2 separate regions of the Mus musculus genome follow, and region 2 is linked to region 1. A link is a loop called in an ENCODE intact Hi-C map of the cell type or tissue named here. Cell type or tissue: heart. All regions are shown on one strand. Each heading gives the region's core, and the rest is flanking DNA. Links, peaks and the distances in the headings are about the cores only. Region 1 has its middle 15 kb from the start of Gm46833. Region 2 overlaps Fxr1 (fragile X mental retardation gene 1, autosomal homolog).

Region 1 (12,773 bases), core at 3,182-11,181:
GTTTGCTTGTTTTTGCTTGCTTGCTTTTCTGCTGTGAGTTTTTCATTCTGTTCTCTGAAATATATATATATGAGTTTAGAGGTAGCCATAATGTACAGCTGTGATTTCAACAGTTGGGAGGTGGACAGCCAGGGTGACAAGAAACCCATGGAAGCAGGACACATATGTCCCATTAAATTGAATGAAGTTAAGCACTTATCCTTAAGTCTGTAGCCTCTAACTCCAGCACACTGGAGGCCGAGGCAGGAGAATCTGGAGTTCATGACCAGCATGTCTGGAGTTCATGACCAGCATGAGCTATTTAGTGATAGCTAGTCGCAAAAGAAAAATAAAAGCCACCGGGCATGGTGGCACATGCCTTTAATCCCAGCACTTGGGAGGCAGAGACAGACAGATTTCTGAGTTTGAGGCCAGCCTGGTCTACAAAGTGAGTTCCAGGACAGCCAGGACTACAGGACTGTACAGAGAAACCCTGTCTCGAAAAACAAAAACAAAACAAACAAACAAAAACAAAAAAAGAAGAATAAAAGCCATACTCTTTGTAAAATACTCTTTTAAAAACTTATACTGTTTTATTTTAATGAGAATTGGCTTCAATTTTCTCATAAAATCCAGTAAGGCAACTTCTGTAGAATGTCGAGGTTTGGCTCTCTGTACAAGAATTTATCACATTAGTACTATATGATAGTCTGATGTGTGGGATATAGTTTCTGATCTTTTAAAGCTTGCACATGACTAGTGACTAAGCCTAGGATTGATGATACAGTAAGGAAGGCCTTCAACAGAGATGGGCCATGCTCCACCACAGCCTGGAGCAAGGCACACTCATATAGCCCGAAAGGATGCCCTGCAGTCTTTCCAAGAAGAAGCAAACTCCACGTGTTAGTTTTTTTACTTAAAAAAAGGCAGGGGCAGTGGAAAAGGTCAAATATTCAATTAACTTGGAAATCTCAAAGCACGGCGAGGAAAGCAATGAGGAAGGTAGACTCTTGTTACCAACCACTTACAACTCTGTAGTGACAACTACAGCTAGCAGGTGTCTTGGCTTTGGCTTGGTTTGGTGTGGTATATATAGCCCACTGACTCTGAACTTCAAACACTTTCCTATGGAGGCCAGTGAGATGGGTCAGTGGATAAAGGCACTTGCTGCCCAGCCTCACCATCCGAGTTCAATCCCCAGGACCCACGTGACAAAGAACTAAATCTCAAAAGTTGTTCTCCAACCTCCAAACACACATGCACACCATGGCATATGGGCACGGGCGCGCGCGCGCGCACACACACACACACACACACACACACACACAGATGCAGGCACACACGCACGAACACTCTCTGTAATTACTATGATAAGAAACCATGTCTTTTCATTTCATTTTACATATTACTATATTACTGAGTGTGTGAACATTGGTACATTTTCAAAAGTGCCTGTATCAACTTGGGTGGAGCTACAGCTGGACAGGAAAACATTGGGCCCATGCTAGCACCTGCTAGGATATACCTACTGCCCAATCTAGAAACTTACCAGCTGGGCTTGCCTAAGAACCTGCACATGTGACATGTGCCTGAAAAGCTATAAAATAAACAGGATGAAAAATGTAAAGACGAGCCCAGCAGAGACTGTTTGAGAAATGGAAGACATTAGACCGCCGTGAGGCTAAAATGCCTGTGAGGATTGGCGACTCTGTCCTCTAGTAAAGTGAATCTCTTATAAATCACAAGGACTGTGTATTAGTTACATATCTATCTTAAGTGCAAAGGAAACATGTGGTCTGGTCTATGATATGGACCAAGTTTTTAATTCAATTTACTGGCATTCAGCAGATGTAATGGGTTTCTAGAAATAGGATAAATAAACAGGAGAATAAGTTAAATATTTCATTTCCAGACACTACCTTTTTTCTTTCATTGTAGAGATCAAGATAGTCGACAAACCTTGGGTATTTAGTGTACTTTGTACCTTAAAGCTTTCAATAATGTTTGTTTCATTTGGGAGATCTTTTACATCAGCAATAAACAGAGTCCTTTCAGTTTAACTTCTGATTGCCATGAAATGTTCTTGTCCTATGGAATGGTCTGGGAGCATTTTCAAAGCAACAAATAAGTAAACACAATTGCTTTCAAGCCTTTGAAAGTCTAAACCTGGAGTCAGAGTCTATTTTTCAAGGTGATCTAGCACATACAGACACCAGTAAGTGGAATTTCCCAACACACACAGCTCTTGGCTTATGAATGCTTTCCTAGTTTTTAATTCTTGTTTGTTCTGTTGTATTTTTTTCTGATTAAAAAAAAAAAACAAACTTCTACAATCTGCTAACTAAACTTAGTTGATGGTATAAAGGGGTCACAACCCACCATTTGGAGATCACTGCCAATACAACATTACTAATAACAACCCTTTGCTGAGAGCATAGCTCAGTCTTTAAACACAACAATGTGCTTATTTACTTATTATTACTGGGGGTGGGGTGGGGTTGACTCCCCCATCCACCTTTATGTGAGATTACACGGATAAAATTAAGGTTGCCAACCTTGCACCTACCAAGCCATCTCCCGTCTGAACCATTTAAAAACAAAACATTTAACTGAGAGACTTGAGCCTCGTTTATACTCTTGTAAGAAAATTATTTCCAGAATCTCTGAAAACTTGCTTTCTTTAGCATGGTGAGGTGAAACTCAACCCTGTAGGAAACATTGTTCAACCAATTTCCTTAGGCACAAACAGAGACTGTTAGCTTCAGCTGCCCTCGTCTGACTCATTACCTGGCATTTGTGTTTGCTGCCAGTGAGTACGGGTGTGCATTCCTCCAAGGATAGCAGGTCAGACTAAAGAAGCCCTTACAATTAGCAGCTTGGGAAGACCTAGGCCACCACAGGACACAGGTACAAACACTAAGGAACAGGAGCCTGGGATTAACTCAAGCATAAACTGCTGGTTACAGCGGGGTCCCACCTCTCACCCTGCAGGTGCTTTTCACTGTGATTATTTCCCAAAGGGTTTTGATGAAATTTGGAAACCTGATCACTGAATTTTAATATGTGAAATCCACACCTGAAAAGAACAGCTCATGACTCCACAGAAGTCTAAAAATATACTCTGACGCCTTTGGACCTTGGTTCTCTTACAACTTTCGTCTACAGTTGCCAGGTGGAGAGTTGTGGCTAAGGTTTGCTGTGGTGCTAGGGAGGCTCAGAGTGGCTGACCCTGGACCTTATGTAAAACTTATCATATTTCTGCTTCCTTTCTGCTGAATGACACTGTCTATTTATAGACCTTGTAAGAAGCCAAGCGTGGTAGGGTTTTCTTTCAGCCAATAAAAAATGTAATGGAAGTCTTCCCTTGTAATGAAGCTCAACTGTGACTTGGCTTGCTAGAGCGTCGTTGCTTAAAAGAGCCGCTTATGAACCCAATAAGCCGCTTATGGGTCTTATCGTATGGCTTGGAAATCAGCATCCCAGACCTGAGTGCAGAGGAGCCAAGGTTGGAGAGGTGTGTCCTGACATTCTGGACCACTGGAACGTACAAGTGCGGGAGGGAGAGAGCTGGGGTAAGAGTGAAGTAGAGTAGGATGGAGAAACTGCTCCCAGAGTCAGCTCGCAACCGGGACACAGGAGCTAGGCCCGCTACTCTGAGCTGCGTTCTGAGGATTGTGGGTGCTATCTGTGCACAGAATGCTGTGCAGGCTCAGAGGTGGTGTCTGCAATCATAGCTCTCCTGAAAGCAAGCAGATATACAGTACCAGCTAACATATGTTGTTGCCTTACCAATACACAGTTGTTGTTGTTGTTGTTGTTGCACAGGGGCTACTGCAGGAGAACTGTGAGTTTGAGGACATTTTGGCTAAACAGACGAAGCGTGACTCTAGGAGCATCCATTATTTGTTGTACTGTTTTGTATAAAGCCTGAAAATTCAAATGCGCGCAAGGGCTCATTTGAATGAATACATTTTTTTTTTTTTTTTTTTTTTTGCAGTTCACTATTGAATATTTTGTAGTTGTTCAAATGAGCTCTGTTCATTGCCTTGGGAATTTCTCTGAACAAATTATTAGCTTAGAGCACAAGTCATAGAAAACTATGTTCGCAAGAGATTGCTCCTGTAAAAATCTAATGTTGTATAACTCTGTGTGTGTGTGTGTGTGTGTGTGTGTACTTTGGAATTTTTAGAATATTCTATATGAGAGTATATTAATCACACATTTATGACTTTGAAAAATTGGAAAATAGCAATTATTTTGGAGTTCATCTTGGCTCATTTTGTGTTTAGTCTGACACACAGATTAGCCTCAAATCACTGCTCTTTGTTCTAGATTTTTAACAAATGTCTTGCCAGTTTTGAAAGCAGATAGATAACTTAAACTCACTGCCCAAAACACAGAGTCATTCTATTTAGTTTCTAAAAGAGAGTGAAAATAAATTTGCTAACCCCAGACAAAAAACTCGAGGTTCAAAGAGAAAGGTCTGAACTTTTTTGCCTTTTGGCTGGATTTGGTTAAGGCTTTTGACACTCACGAGTGTGCTCTGTATGTTCTACATGTTCACATGCATGTGGAAGGCAGAGGTTTTTTAGGTTTCTTCTTTTATGAGTTTCCACCTTATTTTTTGAGGTAGTTTTTGGCTCTGGCTGGCCTGGAGCTCCCGTGGGGGATCTTATGGTCTCCATTTCCCAAAAGCAGTGAGTCTCCTGATGTGTACTGCTATACCTGGCTTTTATATGTAGTGGTTTGAATGAGAATGGCCCCATAGCTCATGTATGTGACTCCTTGGGCCCCAGTTGGTAGAACTGTTTGGGAAGGATTGCGAAGGGTGGTCTAACTGGGAGGACAAGTGTTACTGGGGTGGGCTTTGATGTTTTAGAAGCTCATGTCGTTCTGAGTTCTCTCTCTCTCTCAATCTGTCCACCACTTGTGCTCATGGTTCATATGTAAGCTCTCAGCTACTGATCAAGTGCCATGCCTGCATGGCCTCCCCTTCTGAAACTGTAAGAAAGCCCTAATTAAGTGATTAAATCCTTTCTTTTTGGTCATGGTGTCTCTTCAGAGCAACAGGAAGGTAACTAAGAACGGATGTAAAGCCAACGTCCATTGTGTTTGTCAATTTATCCACCATCTCTTCAACTCCTGCTGTCAATATCTCAACAAGTAATTCTTCATTATCATTTGTCTTTGCTTGGTTTGAGACTGGGTATTATGCAGCCTAGGCTGGTCTCAAACATGCTGTGTAGCCAGCCTTGAACTTCTGATGACAGGTTTCTGTGGTATTGCAGGTGGAGGGCATCCAGGGCCTCCTGTTGCTAGGCAAGCATGCTTCCATCACAGTTATATTCCGGCCCTGTCATTACACTTCTTATTAATAATCAATGAGCCAGTGAGTTTCAGCTATCAAACCAGGACCACTGATACCTCTTAAAAAAATTAGCAACTCTCTTTTCATAAGTAAAAGCAGGACAGAAGGAAGAAACAAAATAGAAGGGAGCAGCCAGGGAGAGTGCCTTTGTCTTATAGCTATCTTTAAATTATGGTTAATTAATGTAAGCAATAAGAAAGGGTATAATTGCCGGGCAGTGGTGGCACATGCCTTTAATCCCAGCACTTGGGAGGCAGAGGCAGGCAGATTTCTGAGTTCGAGGCCATCCTGTTCTACAGAGTGAATTCCAGGACAGCCAGGGCTACACAGAGAAACCCTGTCTCGAAAACCAAAAAAACAAACAAAACAACAACAACAACAAACCAACAACAACAAAAAGAAAGTGTATGATTAGCGTCATCTTCTTGGGATTGCCTGGGAAGGTGCAGGCCTCCATACAGATTCTGAGAAATGGGTTCCTGTTTCCAGCAGCCACAGAGGTGCCAGGAGCATTAAGAAAAAGATGGCTGAGTGCGGAGAGCTGGGGCTGCTGAGATTTCCAGGGTGCTCTACACAGAGCGCTGGAGACCATCTTTAAGGAGGACGCGCCCAGCTTTCAGCACCTGCTAAATCAGAGCCTAAAACCGTCTTAAAATAGTACCAGCTGCTCAAGAACCTTCTGCCTCCCTCTCCCCGCCTTTCCCTGGTGCTCTAGGGAGGAGGAGTGAGCAAAGCAGCTGAGAATGTGAGGAGATGCGTGAAGAAGCAACTCCCCAGGAAGGATAGCCAGGTGGTCCGCCTTTCTTACACTAATCCCAGAGAGCAGGAGGCAGGCAACTCTCATTTTATTCAAATTGGTATTTTATATTTTAAGTTTCCTTGCTTACTCGAATTTAGATAGGCCTCATGTGGCCCAGCGGCCATGGTCGAACAAGGGGGGCTGGAAATGACAAAGAGACGGGGCTGGGGGCAGGGGGAGGGTCAGTGGCGCGAAGGCTTCAAGTTTATTATTCAGCACTGTGTTTATATTATGAGAGCCCCTCCCCCCCCAGGCCCTACCCTTTGGTTTCAGCTGGATTATGTTGCAAAGCGAGGTCAGCAGGTAGTGTATTCTTCTAAGTTCCTGTGGGAACTTGCATGTGCAACCAAGGCAGGTGACTCCACCTAGGTCGTGAAGGTCTGTTGTGGCACGAACTCAAGGTCTGTTCAGCCGGCTCCAGGCTGGGATGGGCACGCTGACCCTTTGGTCTCACTTGCCTGGGTGCTTGGACCTCAGGCTTAGTGCTACCACGCCCAGCAATAAATCCGTTGTTTGTTTGTTTGTTTTTGGGGAGGAGTACTGGTGAGGCAGGGTCTCCCTGTAGCCATGGCTATCCAGGAACTCACTAGAACACTAGGTTGGCCTTGGACTCACACATATCTGCCTGCCTCTGCCTGCCTCTGCCTGCCTCTACCTGCCTCTGCCTGCCTCTGCCTCCCAAGTATTGGGATTAAAGAGAACACCATCATACCAGCAAGAAATCTTATTTTTAACGTATTAGCATAACATTGGGCACTTTATAGACTATACTGTGATTTACAAAGATGGTTCAACTGTGATACCTAAGCATAAAAAGGATAAGCCTGGCTTATCCCAGGAAGAGTATATTCTATGTTGAATGCAATTTTCTCAGAGGCATGGAATACAAAATGTCCTGGGTCGGTCGTCGGGTTCCATTTCTGCTGTGTATTTCATGACTTCTCCCTTTGTTCACCTCTATGGTCAGGCACTGAAGCATATTAAGTAACTTAAAAATTCTTAAAAATCCTCCTTCCTGGGCTGAAAATATGTCTCCAAGAGAAAGATTGTCTCCTAAGCCTGACAACCTGACTTGGCTCCTAGGTCCCAGCCCAGGGAAGGCAAGAACCGACTCCCACAAATTGTCATCTAACCTCCACACACAGGCCTTAGTATGCACACACACAGAGACCTATACATACACACAAAAAAGAAATCAGTGTAATAACTTTGTTTTAACCTCCTCCTCCCCCAACACTATCCTGACCTATCCTCTCTGCTCCCACTTTTCTTTCTGTGTAGGGCTACGGATGGAACCTAGGGCCAGGACCATGCTAGGCAAAAGCTCTGACAATATACCACACCCTATTCCTCTCCGTCTGTTCAACTCACAGAGGCCATTGATTGACTAGATGACAGACCGTCTGTCCCAGGACCCTGAATTCCTGACCTTGGTGGTGGACACAGAATTCTGATCCCATCAGCCACAGCGCCGCTGATCTCCATAGAAACAATGGCAGTGTTTCCTTGAGTCTGAAGCTCAGAACTCAGCGACTGGAGCGCTGGGGCTCAGTGTGCCCTTGTGACACTGTGTTGAGTACTGCCAAAGACACTTACTGCAAGCACCGTGTTATCTGCTGCTATTTCTGCACTGTAGACTCCTAGGTCTGGGGCGTTAGCTTAGGGAACATTCCTGCTTCTAAAAGACAGATTATCAAGAAACAGTCCTATGTCACACAGCATTCCGTTTTACAGTTCATGCTCCATGCATTTTAGTAAATTTTTTTTTTATGATTGTGTGGTCAACACCACAGCACATTTTAGAACTTTTTAAAGCCCCGAAAGGCACCCGGTGCCCATCAACATTCATTTGCTGACCTCCTTCCAGCCCTTCAGTATTATTCATTTTTCTGTCACTATGAATTTACCTATGTATGGTATTTCAAATGAACAGTATCATGAAGTGTAGCTTTTCATTGTGGCTTCTTGTGTTTGAGACAGTGCTTTGAAAGTTGACCTGTGGCGGAGAATCCCATCCCTTCTTGTTGCTGAGAGTCTTCTGGGTGGACCACTCTCTTTGGTTGCTTGTACTTTTAGTATTGGACCTAAGAAACTTCTTAATTAACGAATCATTAAACACATCGGCTATTTTAAAAGTTTTGTTTACTTTTATTTCATGTGCATTGGTGTTTTGCCGGCATGTATGTCTGTGTGAGGGTGTTGGATCCCCTGGAACTGGAGTGACAGACAGCTGTGAGCTGCCATGTGGGTGCTGGGAATCGAACCCCCATTCTCTGAAAGAGCAGCCAGTGCTCTCAACTGCTGAGCCACCTCTCCAGGCCCCACAAACTATTAACAAAACCAATCTGAAACAAAAATAAGCATCCTTATGTACTCCAGGGTGAGCAGTTGTGATTGCATCTTTATCTACTCCCGGGATGGGCAGTGGTGCATACCTTTAATCCAGCACTTGAGAGCAGAAGCAGGTAGATTTCTGGGAATTTGTGGCCAGCCTAGTGTACAAAGCAAGTACCATGATTAAAAAACAAAGGTAAAATAACACTCTCATGTTTCATTCAAGGAGTTATGTAGAATTAGAATTATGGCTATGGTATATTTTGTGTGAAGCTTTGTGTAGGATGTGAGGTAGGGTTCTGCATTCTTGATTTTAGCCTATCATTATCTTATTTTGAGGCAGAGATTCAAGCATCCTAGACAAGCCTCAAATTCACTTTGTGGCAGCGGATGAACTTCTGACTTGCTGCCTCTAAGAGCAGGTGCTGGGTTTCCATGCTTGGAACATGCACTGATGGGGATCGAACTCACAGCTTTGTCCATGCTAGGCAAGAACTCTGTTGTATCCCCAGCCCATAAATTCTTTACCCTCTTATGTGTAGCTGTATAGTTATCCCAAGGCCATTTGTTAATAGTCTATTGACCCATTGAATAGTCTTGGCACTCTGTAAAGAAATCATCCAACTATGGTTAGAGTCTATTTCTGTCATTTCCAGTCCACTGAACTGTATGCCTCTCCTTGTTCCATTACTATAGTCTTTATTACTATTGCTTAACATATTCTTGAGTTTTATTAGTTTTATTTATTTTTATGTGTACAAGTATTTTGCACACATATGTATCCATGCACCACGTGTTTGTGCAGTGCCCCTGGAGGCCAGAAGAAGCGTTAGATTCCTTCAGAATTGGAGTTGTAGATCATAGTTAGCAAACATGTGGATGCTAAGAACCTAGATCCTCTGCAAGAACAAACGCTCTTAATCACGGAGCCATATCTCCAGCACCTATGTTAAATGAACTTATTAAGACAATTGCACTGTACATTGTGAAAAATCCATTATGATCTTATATCTTGCATTTGATTGTTTGTTTTTGTTTTGGTTTTTGGGTTTTTTTTTTTTTGTTGTTTTTTTTTTGAGACAGAGTCCCACATATCCCAAGCTGACCTCAAGCTTACTCTGTAATAGTGGATGACATTGAACCGTTGCTCTTCCCATCTGTACCTCCTGGGTGCTGGGATTATGGGCACGCAGCACCATACCTAGCTCACGCTGTGCTGGGAATGGAACTTAGAGCTCCTGCTCTGAGACAGCGGCTAACTATGCCTCCCTTACTGGCTTGGTACTTGCTTTGTAGACCAAGCTGTCCTCAAATTCCCAGAAGTCTACCTACTTCTGCTCCCAAGTACTAGGGTTAAAGCCTGGAGTGAATAAAGATGCATGCAAGGCTAGTTTTCTACCCTCTATCTTCCACTCTGGCTAAACCTGTTAACCTAGAGTTGTAGCCACTTTCTCTGTATGGGATCAAAGTGTCTTCAAATAAATAGATTTGCTTCTTTCTGCTAAAATTGGGCACTCCTCGCCACTTCCTTACCTAATTGCCTGGCTGGAACCTCTTGTATAGTCTTTTTTAAAAAGATTTATTTATTTTATGTATATGAGTACTCTGTAGCTGTACAGATGGTTGTGAGCCTTCATGTGGTTGTTGAGTATTGAATTTAGGACCTCTGCTCACTCCAGCCCAAAGATTTATTTATTATTGTAAATAAGTACATTGTAGCTGTCTTCAGATGCACCAGAAGAGGGCGTCAGATCTCATTACGGGTGGTTATGAGCCACCATGCTTGCTGGGATTTGAACTCAGGACCTTTGGAAGAGCAGTCAATGCTCTTACCTACTGAACCATCTCGCCAGCCCCCCTCGTATAGTCTTAATAGGAGAAAAGTAGACTCATTTTTGTTGATCTTAAGAAGAGTCCTGCTGAGCTGTGGGGCTGCTGTGGCCACTCCTCTGCAGCCAGTTTTGTAAATGATGCCCCTGAGTTTGTATCCCGGAGAGCACAGATTGAAAATAAGCACAGCCAAGACTGAAGGGGCTTTGCCAAGCCTAACATTAGGGTTTGTTAGATGAGTTTTTGCTGATAGAGTCGCACAGTCAGCCCAGCTAAGAGTTCATTTAAACTGTATACATACATTTACACACAGAGTTGTGTGTGGTATAAGTTTTTCTCCTCTTTAGGTAGATAGTTAACAGTGTTCTTATGACACTTTCAGACGTTCTCACTCTTGTTTTACTCCCCTTGCTTCCTCTGTGTTTATGGCCTTCCCCCATCCCTAATTAGATCTCCTCTGTTATTCCCATTTCTCAGATCACTTGTACCTCACTATTCCCCTCTCTGTTGCTTTGCTTCTTAGGGTTTTATTGCTGTGAAGAAATACCATGACAGGGGCAAATAAAGGAGAACACTTAATTGGGGCTGGCTTACAGTTTGGGGGTTTAGTTCATCGCTAGGCTTGAAGCATAGCCTCATGCAGGTAGATATGGGGCTGAAGAGGTAGCTGAGAGTTCTGCATCCAGATTGGCAGGCAACAGCAAGAAAGAGTGCCACTGGGCCTGGCTTGAGCTTCTGAAACCTCAAAGCCCACCTCAAGTGACACACTTCCTTCAACAAGGCCACACCTACTCCAACAAGGTCAAATGTCCTAATCCTTTCAAATGATGCCACTCCCTGTGAGTTTATAGGGGACATTTTTATTCAGGCCACCACACTCCCCTATCCCCAATCCCAGCAATGGCCTCCCTTTACTTTCCTGGCTTCTGCAGTATTCTAGGATATGTACCCACATTTGAACATTTGGAGCTGGGAGCCTCCCAGTGAGAGAAAACATATGAGATTTGTCTTCTTGAGTCTGCATTACCTCATTCAGTATGCTCCATTCTAGTTCCATCCATTTACCTGTGTAGTCCATGGCTGCATTTTTCTCTGTAACTGAATAATATTCTATACTGTACATCACATTTTCATTATCCATTTGTCGGTTGAAAGACATTCAGGTTATTTTCGTTTTCTAGTTAGTTCTAATACAGAGCGGCAATGAACATAGCTGAGCAAGTATGTGTGGAGCAAGATGTGTCCTTTAGGAACACACCAAGAAGTGGTCATAGCTGGATTCTATGGTAGCTCTCATAATACCAGAAGGCATCAAGCAAGCTTCCAAAGGAGGGAAGCAACCAATAGTCCTACCCAGCTATGATACCTATGAGCCATGAAAACAGCTAGCATGGTAAAATAACCCCGACGGTGTGTGCTGGCATGCATGCCTTGGCAGTAACCGACAGCCTTCTAATTGTACTTAAGATATACTCAGCAAGAGGGAACCTGTGCTTGGTACTGGAAACCTAGCTAATCTAAACCTAACTAGTGAAGTCATGGCTCTCGGAGGAGAACCTACAACCACAACTTTACTAAACTCATAATTCATAACACTATCCTAAACATTTGCCTTTGTACCCACAGATAATTGTAGTCTTTATCCCTCATCAAGGAAGTTTCTCCTGCAACAGATAAAGGTCATTACAGAAAACTGCCACCAACTAAAGTGCAGAACTGTGGCACCCAGTCTCAGTGGATACAGCTACAACACACTGCTGCACCGGAAGCTCGGGGGATATTGCAGAAGATAGGTGCAGAAAGATTGCAAGTGCCGAAGGATCAGGGGGCGTTTGCTGTGAGAGTGTGTCTCCTAGTAATGTCAAAAGCTACACTCATAAAGTCACCAACATGATTACCCAAACATGATCATACATACCAAACAAAGATCCACAATGCCTCAACCCTAGACAAAAAACAAACAAACAAACAAACAAACAAACAAACAAACAAAACTACATGTAGCTAAGGAATGCTGAGGGTAGGAGGAATAGTCTTCCCTAGGGAAAAAGCAAACCAGTTTGTTATCTGATACTAAACTCTCAGTCCTAAAAACATACATTCAAGTAACATTATTATACAGACTGAGCAGGTTGCATTATGAATATATATGTATATATATCAACAACTAATAAAAAACAGAGGACATAAATTTGAACGAGAGCAAAGACAGGTATATCGGAGGACTTGGAGGAACGAAAGGGAAGGAGGAAATAGTAGAATTGTGTTGTAACCTCAAAGTAGGAGAAATCATTTTAAACAAAAATCCAATCAAGACAGTGTGTGCCTGTAATCCCAGAGCTGGGGAAATAGAGACAGAAGGAACCCTGGAGATCTTTAGCCAGCCAGACTAGCTGAAGTCTAGGTGAATTGCTGACTCAATGAGAGCTTTGTCTCAAAAATAAGGTAGAGACCTCTAGCTTC
Region 2 (12,773 bases), core at 1,966-9,965, 53 kb before region 1:
AGAAGCAGACAACTTACCTCTCCATAGATTCTAAACGTTCCGGTGTCTTCATCTAACTCAATGGCAGTAACTCCAGGAACCTTCCTAGCTTGCTGTATGTTACTGCCATGCGTTCCTATCGCCAGGCCCATTAAATCTTCTCTCACAACAAATTCTTCATGAAAAGCTGCTGCAAGTTGTTTTGTGCACTAGGGAAATGAGAGAAATTAGGAATTTTTCTTTTGTAAAACTTAAAAATAAAACAAAACAAACAAACAAACAAAAAAAAACACCAACCCTGATGTTCACCATCATTCAACATAATCAAGAAGTAGAGGGGAAAATCCATGTCAACAACTAATAAATGCATAAACATGTGGGCTAGTCACACAAAGCTAACACCAAAAGAGGAAAGTGGCATAGGTGACATGTATGAAAGCCAAGAACATTAAGATTACTGTCCTAAGAGGAACACATCAGTCAGAAAATACTAACTCACTTACACTGACGGAACCAGTTATCAGTTAAAAAAACAAAACAGTATGCTGATAGCTTCCCTAGCATAAACAAAGTACTGGGACGTACCTCAGTGCTTGAGAAAAAAGTCTTTTTTAAAGTATGAAAATTGTTATTGGGCACGGTGACAGGGTAATCATGCATTACATGCCAGTCTCAAACAAACAAGCAAGCAATAGTTTAAAAGTAGCTGTGGGGTGTGAAGGGAGGAGGAAATAGGAAGCTGCTGTTCAAGAGTTTCAGTTTTTAATATGACAAGTTCTGGAGATTGACCAAGAATGCTAAATATGTGAACGGATTGAGCTAGTCAAAGATAGTAGATTCTGAGTATATTGCATTTATGTTTAATGTCAAGACAAAAGAAAAAAAACCTATGTTTAAAGTCAAGACAAAAAAACCTAAGTTTAACAAGGTCAGCAAAGAATCTCTTACAGAATAAAGGAAATTCATCATAAAATTGAAGAAAAACATTTTCAGTCTATTTAATTCTAGTCACAGGAAACTAATTCTAAAAATTATTTTCATGAATTAGATACCAGCTCAGATGGCTGTTTCAAAACGCAGTTTAGACTGTTTAGAACATCTAAGTAAGGGCAGTCACAAATCTGAGTTATAAAACCTCTCAATTTCTCCAGGGTCAAGTGTGTGTGTGTGCACGCGCTCACTCGGCTGGGCAGAGTATCATCACAGTGGCAGTGGACAAGTAGGTGCAGGTACAGAGCACTGCCACGGCAGCAGTGCCAGCCTCTGTAAAGTATGCTCTTTCCCCTTATAGAACAACTGCTACCATAAACTAAGGTCACATCCGACAGGTGACAGGGTAGTAAAAATCAGATTAAAGGCAGAATAAAGAAAAATAAGTAGTTTTTCTAGGTATGCCCAGTTACTAATCGTCTAAGCCCCGAAAAGAAAGCTAAGCAACACTTAGCACAATGAAATGTTAGGTCTGACATAAGTAAAACAGAAAATTAATTTTCTTAAGGACTCTTGGTATTAGCCATAAAAACATAGGTCTTAGGTGGCTTTCTGTTGTTACAAGTCATGTATGTAGTTTGAGACACAGGAAAGCATGAGACATAAAAAGCAAACCAACTTACTTCTAAATGCTTAGTGGCCTCTTCATTTCTGGACATAAGCATCAACTTCGTCCGAATACTTCTCAAATGCATATCACTTAAGATATTTACTCTCTTCACAGTTGCTTCACTGGCCGACTACAAACGAACATGTTAATCGCTCAAAAACTTAATTTTTTCAAAATAATTCCAAAATGAAAATCATTTAAATGAAGCCATCCTTGATTCCTACCTGCGGCTTATTTATTTTCATACTAAATTCTCTCTCAAACGTAATCTTACTTTCTAATCTGCTGAACTTACATCTTAATCTTAATCTGCTGCTCAGAATGCGTGTTAGCAGGGGAAAAAAGAAAAAAAAAAAAAATCAAGGATTTTACACATTAAGGATCTCAAGATGTCATGGAGACCGATGAGTAATTTATGAGCCAGGCATAATAGCCCACCTTTAATCTCAACACACGGCAGACCGACACGACAGGACTGCTACTTGTTGGTCATAGACAGCTGGGAGTAGTTTTATCAAAAAGTCAGCCAAAACAAAAAACAAATCGAAATATTTGTTTCTAACTTACTAAAGGAGAGAAAATTAACATAGCTTAAAAACAAACAAAAACCCATTATTAAAAGTAAATTCACTATACACATTATAGCTTAAGAAACACCTAATAATATGGATGGTCATTAATTAAATTATGATCTTATCTTACCAGTATCATTAGCTGGGTAGTTTCAGGATGATAAAAGATTCTGCATGCTCCTACTGCTTTCTTAAAATCTTTATGGGCATTTTCATTAGCACACCTAGAGAGAAATGAATTTGGATGCAAGATTTCAGTAGTGGATTAAATTTAGGAAGAGCATTATGCAACCTCAGTTTGATAGCACCCATTAGAATTTAAAAGTTTTTTTCTAATGCTTACTTTAGTATTCCTAATTATGTGTCTTTTGTGGCCGTTATACACACTTGAGTCCAAGTGCCAACCAGAGGCATCAGAAGCCCTGGGGTCCGGGTCACCCAATTTTAGTGGTGGAAATCAAAGATGAGCGAGCGCGCTCATCTGCCAAGCCATCTCCCCGCCCTTTATTTACTTCTGTAAGGTTTTCATTGGTTGACTGAAGAATGACATTGTTTTGTAGACTAAAAGATCTCAGCTTATAAACAATGCAATGTGACTACTCACGCTTCTCTCAGGTCCTCAGGAACATCCACTGTGCACTTAAAGAAGGTATTTTTTTTGACAGTTTTATTTTGATTGACAGGCCGAAGTCGTTCAAATGTGACTATTTCATTGTAAGTGGCATCACAAGCAGCATATTCAATGACATAAAACTAAAAGACAAAATTCTTTTAAAAGCTCATGTGAACAGAAGTACTAAGCTTTAGACGGTGTTCTAGAATCCCCTCTAAGTACAAGCGCTAAGCATACCTTTACATTACCAACATCATTTACATAATAAGCCAAACTACAAATGTTTACAAGCATGAACCTTTATAGTTGTAGCCTTGAGGAATACGGCTAAAAAGAATCCTTGGTGTTTGGCAATAAACAAAATTGAAATTAACAATACAGGAATGTGTTAACAACGGATTAACTCTATCTATCGGAGGTGACGGACACAGCAGCTCAGAGTTAAGGTGCCTCCTTGGAAAACAGTCACTTACCTCGCCTTTCATCATCCGAACTTTAGCCAGCCACCATCCACATGGCTCTTGGTCATTTGCTCTTGAATATACCTGAGGAGCAAAAACATTCCATTATCTATCCATCCCTAAGATTTTGACATTAAAAATGTAAATGGAAAATCTAATTGAACTCAACCAAATGTTATTACTGAAATGAGCAAAAGAGAAATGCACTTTAAGGCTGAAAGCTTGAGTAACAGTTTTTGGAAATCTATCTTAACAAATAACTATTTAAATAGTTTTAAATAAATTTAAAGAAATGCTTCTTACAAGGCAACTGTATTAAAATATGTATAACATGTGCCAACACTGCTCATCAAAATTAGGTTGTTTTGAAGAATTAAAAATATTTAATTAAAATTTTAAATTTCAAAATATTACAATTTTTAAAATAAGGAGGCTCACGACCACCAACTGTCAAAAACATGAAGTACAATGTATTACACGTGTTTATCTGTAAAGTAAAACATAAGACACACTCAGTTCATCTAATATAGTAAACACATCTTACAAAAACAGTGATTTTCCCATTTTATTATTTCGTTGTTGTTTGCTTTGTTTTCAGATAGAGTCCCCTAATAACTCAGGCTGCACTAAACTGTTTATATCAGTAACAGTGTTGACCTGAATTCCTGATCCTCCTGCCTGTACTTCTGCAGGCCATTTTTATAATTTCAACTATTTGGACTAAAACAGAAAACACCACAATTCAGATAGTTGTTCTGTTTCTGTATTTGAATCTGTGAAATCCTTATCCTGAAGGTTCTGGCTTGACTAATTAGCTTGGCAGGCACAATCAGTCACCTGTCTATTAATTACTCAGCCTCTTGTGGGTACAACTTATGTACTGAAGTTCTGATTGCTGGGTTCTTATCCCTAAACCTTCCATTTGGCTGTCCATGATCCCTTACAATTAACCAGTAAATCAACAAGCCTTCCTATCTATCCTAGAAGGATATTCAAAGAATGTCAGCTACCCTCTACTAACATGCAAAAAGTCAAGATTTAAAAGAACATCCATTAAAAAATGCATTTCATAAAACTATCAAATACAGGACTGAGCATATCATTCAGGAGTAGATGTATGTTCTTTTGTTTTCATAAATAACTTTCACAAACAGCACACACACACAGCTTTTCTAATTCTGTGTTTCTGTGGTATGTATGCCAAGTGTTCTTCTCTATTACTCTCTGAACCTAGAACTCCTATTTCTTTGAGGGAGATTGGTGACACGTGAGTACCTGTCTCCTCTTCCTACCAACCAGTGAGAAGCTGGGATTAAGGTACATGCTAGCACTGTTACCTGAGTGCTGGGACCCAAGCTGAAGTCTTCACTGTGCAACCACTGCTCTTCTAAGTCATTCTCCCTAACAAGTGACCCTCTTAAAAAGATTTGGCATAAGCACATTACTGCTTTTTGTTGTAAAAGTAGCAATTCTGATCTCAGTTTTGGATACATCCATACCACGGAATTGTATGTTTGATTAAAAATAAAACATGTGTGAGCAAACATAACAATCTCTTTGATGCCCTCATCAGTAGTTACAATTAGTACATACAAAAATCACAAATATTTAATATAGTCAAAGTTCTTACATCCTAAAATTATTTATATATGCAAAGGAAAATCTAAAACACACTCAACTCTAGCCAATTATATTTGTATATAATTATTATAATATTTTACTATTAAATACTTAAAACATATTTAACTTAAACTTTTTCCTTAAAATTTCAAGTTAACAAAGTATGATTACAACTTAATTTGTGATATTTCACAAAACCGTAAAGAGCAAATTTTTACTAGGACTGAATCATGAAATGGAAAATGAAGTAAAACAATCTAGGAACAATGATTTCCAAATCTCTGACATGTTTTTGTCACAACTAGGAAAACTACGTCACAGATGGTTTTAAAGTCAGGATAAGCATTCCTAGGCAGAGATTAGGGAAAACAGTGTTAAATAAAACATCTTTAGCCCTTCAAGACCAATAAGTTGTGGGGTTTGTTGCTGATTTAGAGTGCTCCCCCACCCCTTAAACCAGAGGTTTACAATAGTATTTTAACAGCAAAATAAAAAGAACAAAAATTATTTAAAACAAATCAAATCAAAACAAAACAAAACACCAGCCAGGCATGATGTCACACCTTTAGTCCCAGCACTTACTTAGAAGGCAGAGGCAGGCTGATTTCTATGAATTTGAGACCAGCCTAATCTGCAAAGTGAGTACAGGACAGCCAAGTCTATTACACACAGAAAAACTTAGTTCTGAAAAACAAAACAACTCTTGAGCCGGGCGTGATGGTGCACGCCTTTAATCCCAGCACTCGGGAGGCCGAGGCGGATTTCTGAGTTCGAGGCCAGTCTGGTCTACAGAAAAAAACTCTTAAATCTGTCCTCCAAACACTTCTAATTGAGAACACTTTGACCTTGAGACATTTTCCTCTCTGAGAAAGTCATGTTTGATGAAGTATAAAAGACAAAACTAACATGGAAACTTCCAGCATCACTGCCATAATTGAGAATCTCTTAATTACCTCTGCTGGCAGTTCCTGTCTACCCAGAAGTCACTTGGCACTATTTTCTGAGGTCTTACCACATCTCTCAAGAACTCTACTATAGTATACTGGTATACTGTATTAGTTATTTTCATATTGTCATGACAAAACACCGTGACCAAGCCAAGTTATAAAACAAAGCATTTATTGCGGTTGGGGGGGGGGGGGGTCCTCAAGGTTCCAGAGGGTTTTGAGACCATGACCATCAAGACAGGGAGCATTGCAATGGAGTAACTCTGAGAACTTTCATGTTGAAACAACAAGCACAAAGCAGAGAAAAAAACTAAGTGGGAATGGCATGGGCTTTTGGAACCCAAAGCCTATCTACCACCACCTCCTTCAACAAGTTCATACCTCCTAATCCACCTCAAACAGTTCTATCAACTTCAGAATAAGCATTCAAATATTATAGGCCTATGAGGAACATTTTTATTCAAACTACCACCTACATGTAAATTACAGTTATGGATCTCTTAACAAACTTAATGGGCTTATTTTGATAGAAGTTAACAAAAAAAGAGGAGTGATTGCATTTATTACTTAAGGCTCATAGTACTGACTCAAAATTGTAACATAGCTTTGTGTAAAAGCAAAATAAAATAGTAAAACCACCTGCTGTTTTACTATCTGTGATGGTTAATACTGTCAACTTGACAGGATCTAGAGTCACCTAGGGAACAATCCTCTAGCTGTGTCTATAACAGAGCTGGGGACAATGACCCTAAGAAGTGCCATCTCATAGCCTGGGATCATGGACTGAGTACATAGGTGCAAGTGAGCACAGCACCAGCATTCTCTTCTCTGACTGCACAGAACATGAACAGTAGCCTCAAGTTGCTGCTACTATGCCTTCCCTACCAATATGAACCGTACACTCAAATTCTGGGCCAAAATAAACACATCTTTAAGTTACTTGTTAGGTTTTTCAATGAGGAAAAGTTAGTATACTATCCCGGCTCTATAAACCAGGCAAAAATGAGACTGGAAAAAAACTCTTTTAAAAATAAAATAAGCATAGAAGGGTGTTACAACTTTCTTGCAAATTTAAAAATTTATACCCTAGCCTTCCAGTCTACCATCTTCAGATCAATGCATCTTCTCAAAGATTCTGTTTACAGTAGACAGTGACAGAAGAGACCCACAACTAGCCAAAGTGCAAATATAAGACTGCAGACTGCTCAGCCCGAAACGGAACAGAATCTGCTCTTTCCAAGAGATCATGGTGGAAGAGGGGGCAGAAAGAATGTAAGAGCCAGAGACAGTAAATAACTACAAAGAAACAGTATCTCTGGTCACAGCAAAGCAGCTGTGTACTCATGAACTCACTGCAGCTGTGACAGCTGCACAAAGCCTGTGCAAGCCCGAGCTAGACCAAATCCACAAATTATCTGTTGACCAAGCAGTCGCCCCAATTATAGATCTATTAACAACTGCTAGCTGCTAGGAGAAGGAGAAATGGTTTTCAGAGACTAAACACTCTTCTGTGGAAGATCATATCTCAGAGTATTTGGTCCTAAAGCATAAATTAGTCTTAAAGATTTGCTTTGTTTTTTAATGGGTGGGAAAAAAGACAGTCTGGTAGATAGGTGGGGGATAGCAAATATCAAAAATTTTATACAAAACCCTCAAAGAACTAAAAAATAAAAGTTTAAATAAATAAAATAGTACTGTGATGACATTTTCAACTTGGGGAGGTGGAGGAGGGGGGTTGAAAGTACAGGATTTTATACATGGCCCAATATAGTCTCAAAGGAGTTCGAGAGATTATACACACGCAACACTATGCCCAGCAACAGCAAGCCCATTCATCAAAAATAGTTAATGCTGAAGACAGGGAGCAAGTTACACAAACAACAGCACACTGAGTTCAACCAGCAGTGGGGAAAGGAGGTCAAAACGCAAGATGAACCATGTGCTTAGTAGTAGGATTTTTGTGTTTTGTCATTTTTTGATTTTCTGTAATTTTTCTAGATATTCCTACAGTATTCCACAAAGCAGTTCATATATACATAATACATAACCAAAGATATTGAAGCACAAGCCACTAAAACTAGCTTTAGAAAGTGACTAACACTATACGGTTCTGTTCTAGGTTTCTTAAAAAAACCCAAATGCAATATCACGTAATGTTTTAAAAAACTTTTGTTTTTGAAAAACTTGATCAAGCCCACCAAAGCTAAAAATAGCAGCATTGACACATGAATCTATTTCTGACTTAAGTCTCCAGTAACACTACATCATAGTCACTGCCAATAAATAACAGGAAAAGGAGCATGGTTATATCCAGGAGCCGGAGATGTGCTCACAAGGATAGTTATTTAGGACAAAAAATAAGGCAGAATAACGAAAACTTAAATACACATACCTCTACTTCATCTCCTTCACTAATTTCTTTTTTTATATCAGGTGGTGGTGGTAATCGCACTTCATTAAACGGAACCTGGCGTTCTGGTTGCCAACTGAAGGATTAGAAGAATTAGTTAATACCTGTATTTTAGCAGATCCTAATAGGGCAACACTGACTAGTGCTATATATTTTCTAAGTTAATTTTATCATTCAGAATGTCTCAAGAGAAAAAGAGAAAAACCAAACACCTTATTCTTTAATTCATTAAGCTGACAGACTTTTGTATGATTCTTGATAAGCTTTATAACTAATTCTGATAGATCCTAAGAAGGGCAAATACATCATACCCTGCAAACAAAATGGGCTAATTTAGCAACAATGACTAAGGTCCATTCACAGCTATCAAACAAAAGTGGTGAGATCAAGAATATGACATCAAAAAGATCCCAACTTCATAAATTACAAAATAATAAAAACTAACTTTAGTGTACATGCTCACAAAAGAAATGATCAGTTCAGGAGCTGAGGAGATGACCCAGTGGCTAGAGAGCACCTGCTACTACCTTTCAGCACACACACAGTAGCACCAATTCCAGATGATATTCTCTTCTGGCCCCTGAAGAGAATGGGCATGCACGTGGTACAGATATATATGCAGAAAAAGCATTCATACACATAGATTTTTAAAGGACATCTTTAAAATATACAGTTCAAACTCAAGAGTTTATGTCCAGATGGGAACTTTGTGCTTCGCGTGCTCACAGGGCCAAGGTAAAATCTTAGCATATACATCCTCAAAAAAGCAATAAAACTTGTAATTAGTATCTAGTAAGGGCATAGTCATCTTTACAGCAACACAAACTAACTTAGCTACTGTTACCTGACAACGTTTTATAGTCAGATGTCATTTTCAAGTTTCCATAGGCCATCTAACACCTGGGAGATATCCTCCACATAAAATGGTGCTAAGTTGAATGCCGAGCAAGGAGACAGCTTAAGTCTAGGATTTCGATGCCCTTTCTTTTCTACCATTATTGTCTACATGGAGCTCACAAAGACAGAAGTTAGCTTAACATCTGTCTCTCCATAAGGCAGCTGTCAAGCACATATCTCTTCGAAAAGTTGAGAGCCATTCACAAATTCAACAATTCTTTGACCTTCAAGTTAACAGGTCCTTCTATACAACCCTTCCCAACCCAGCCTAGTATATTTGTCTTCCTCACTTATAACTAACTGCCTAGCCTCTACAATATGAAGAGAATTACTATCAATTCTTAACATCAAACAATTAAAGATAGCCTCAAACTCACTACTGTAACTATTTGTACCACCGTTTCAACTTCAGTCTTAAGCATTATGCTACTTGTGCATCTACTTCTGCAAAAACAAACAAAAAGCTGCTTACTGAATCATATCCATACATATCTTGACAAAATAAAAATGTCAGGTATATTGTAGATAAAAAAGCAAGTGAAAGATTATCAAAACTGGACTTGGAAATCATAAGAATCAAGCACTAAAAAGCAGAATCATTTTCCTATTGGCATCAGTAAGAACAATCAGCTCTTAAAAGTTAACATCTACCAATAACTTACTTATTTTCAAAAACAACTGTGAGGGAGTCTTCGTGGACATCTTTGATAAATCCCTGCATAAAACAAAAAGTTGTATCAGCATTAATGTTATTATGTAGCTCTAAAAACCTGTAATAGTGATAAAAACTATAGAATGACAAAAGGACACTGGTAAAGGAAGACCAGGGGGCACCAGTCTGTCTCAGCACCATGGAAGCTACAGCAGGAGGACTGAGCTAAGTTCTAAACCAGACTAGTCATACAGTGAATACCAAACAAGATCAGGCTACACAAGACCCTGTCTTTAGAAGGAGAAAAATAAAATACCCAGGGCTAGAACTATAGCTAAGTTGGTAGAATACTTGCCTCCCATTTTCAAACACTCCATCCACAGCACACTATAAAATAGTAGGACAACTCCAGGAGGATCACAAACTCAAGGTCATCTTGGCTACAAGCTGAAAGCCAGCCTAGGGTGTGGGAGAGACTGAAAGAGGGGATAGAGAGAGGACAGACAAAGACAGACACTTTCCACCTTACCCACAAACAAACCCACATTCCCCACCCACCACAGAGTTTACAGAGACTGTTCAGATGTGAATTTGATTTTCATTTCCACCATTTGTAAAAAGCTGTTCTTTAGCCCCCTTGAACTCTGGTTATAACAAAAACTTACACAACAAACACAACCCATACTCATCCTTGGAGCACTGGCATTAGTTGGGCGAAATAAGTTGTTTGAGAGTTCAGTAATTCAGTAAGAGCTAATGACCCAAACTCTTGTTGCCAGGTAACATCCTAACTCTGTAACTCACATTGTAATCTAATAGAGTTAATTAGTTCTCATGTATCAGAAATTAAAATTTAAGTAATATTCAACAAAGTACCTAGCACTATAACTATTACATTACAGCCCAACTCTGGAAAAGCATGACATTTGAAAACTAGTCATATTTTTTCCCTCAGAGTTAAAATTTTCAGAGCCAGAAAGACAGTTCAGCAGGTAAAAGTACCGGCCATGCAAGTATGTCAACCTGAGTCTGATCCTGGGAACCCACAGTGGAAGAGAGGACTCCCAAAAGTATTGTTACTTCTACACACATGCTATAGAATATGAGTGTCTGCACTCACATATTCAGTTACTTTCTCAAATTGGACTATAGTTAATATAATTCCTCAAAACCATAAATATATTACCAACAAACATAAAATCAATGATCATTTTCTAGCCTTAAAAGGTAAATTTTAGAGTAACTGTGTATCTTCATTTGACACAGAGCCACAATTAGAGCTATAATCAGTATATAATCAGATGGCTAAGTAAAACAGCCTGGGTTATTATAGACTCCAACCATCCAATCAACCAACATCAGACAGTCAACAAAGAAAAAAGTATAATGGATTGGGGGTGGGGAGGGGAATAACATACCACATAAGATTTGTTTTTAAGTGAAACAGAGCTGCAAATTCCTCTCTAGTCCAGTGCTTCTGTACATAATTTAACCCACCAGCCAATTAGTAAATATTTTTCAACACTTATACAACTCCAAAACATGCACTCAAGACTAGCCAGACACACACTGCACTTGGTACTTGGGTAAAGCAAAACAAAGAAATCCTTCTATTCATGCTCCCTTAAAATCTGTACTCAAGTGTATGTCAAGATAAACTTGAAAAAGACAAAGACAAGAAGTATAACTGTTGTTAAATAACAGAGCAGTTTAAAAGAGCAATATTTCAATGTCTTACTATCTATTAACAAGCTAAAGACAAACATGAACCAGCAGGAGGAAAACCAAATAGCAAGCTTAGACCGACCACTTTGAAAGAGTTCCTTATAATTGAACAGTCAGCCATGCCCTATGAAGGAGGGCTAGAAGAATCTTAAGGATTCCATAACAAGATGTATTATCTAAATTTAGCTGCAGTTTTGGCTAGAGACATTTTTCCCCCATGTTGGGGAACCAGCAGATCAAGTTACTTGTCCTGCTGCTGTCTTTCTTTTCAGTAGTCAGGATCCTCAGGGGGTCGTCCCCTGCCATATCTGATCCATATCATTCTGGAAGGGGTCCAGAGCCTTTTCTCCTTTACTCTCAACACAAATACAGAGCCTCTCTCCCAAAATAACATGTCTTTGGTCCAGTTACAAAAAAATCATTAAGGATATAGAATGAATTAAATTAATAGCTTGACCTCTTCCAGAAGATTTTAAATATCATAAATACCAAACTTATAATCATCCTCATTTTGGTAACTAAAACAATTCAAACAATCTAAGCAAATACTGTTGGGATAGTGCTCCACCACTATCTCCTGTTTTATTCTTACACAATTAATTTTTTTCCTTTTTTTTTTTTTTTTTTTTTTTGGTTTTTTTTCGAGATAGGGTTTCTCTGTGTAGCCCTGGCTGTCCTGGAACTCACTCTGTAGACCAGGCTGGCCTCCAACTCAGAAATCCGCCTGCCTCTGCCTCCCAAGTGCTGGGATTAAAGCACAATTAATTTTTAATAGTGAGATTAATGCCTAAGTTTCTACTGTCTGAGATAGCTTAGGCTGACTATCCCCTCCTTTTTTACCTATAATTTAAGATCAAAAGCCTCGATCATTTATTCATCTATGTATATTTAAATCCTCCCTTCAATGGAAATTAATTTCTCTCTGTGGGTACATATGTCCCTTCCTCTTTATTTAACTTGAATTAACATTAGTTTAATCTAAGCTTTTTTTATTTATCCCCTGCTTTTTGACCTATAATTTAAGATCAAATGTTCCAATTAGTTATTCCTCTTTGTGTTTAACATTAATTAAATCCCTCCTACTTACTGTGTGAGTCTAGTTCCAGGCTCTGTTTTTGTCACACCAGGCTAAGTAATCCCAGAATTCCCATGCAGACCAAGTTCGAAGATCCAGAGAGCTGCCCTGGCTAGATTTTTTAATTTTTCTTTTAATGCATTTTTTCTCATTCCTTCTATTCTCCCTCTTTGCCTGCCTTTGCCCCTAGCACCTCCATGCTTAGCTCTTTGAGGCAGTTAG

Evidence for each region. A loop is a pair of places that touch in the nucleus more often than their neighbours do. Peaks named below come from ENCODE experiments on the same cell type or tissue, not always from the same donor. Only the 100,000 strongest peaks of a DNase experiment are listed, where the experiment ranks them.
Region 2: it touches region 1 in a loop (2.6-fold over the local background); 3 of 42 quality-filtered maps call a loop at or near these places.

Annotation. Positions count from the first base shown.
Region 1 is chr3:33,984,379-33,997,151 of GRCm38, reverse strand. No RefSeq gene overlaps it. Among named protein-coding and RNA genes, the nearest start is that of Gm46833, 15 kb to the right of the region's middle. In heart, for the core only: no CTCF peak of the experiment used is centred there; a DNase peak (open chromatin) is centred at 7,681; H3K4me3 peaks cover 672 bases; H3K27ac peaks cover 3,289 bases.
Region 2 is chr3:34,036,568-34,049,340 of GRCm38, reverse strand. It overlaps Fxr1 (fragile X mental retardation gene 1, autosomal homolog), which reads right to left. Exons shown (of 17, transcript NM_001113188.1): 2 at 9,762-9,814; 3 at 8,185-8,278; 4 at 3,238-3,309; 5 at 2,756-2,904; 6 at 2,282-2,375; 7 at 1,593-1,709; 8 at 18-188. Among named protein-coding and RNA genes, the nearest start is that of Fxr1, 23 kb to the right of the region's middle. In heart, for the core only: no CTCF peak of the experiment used is centred there; no DNase peak of the experiment used is centred there.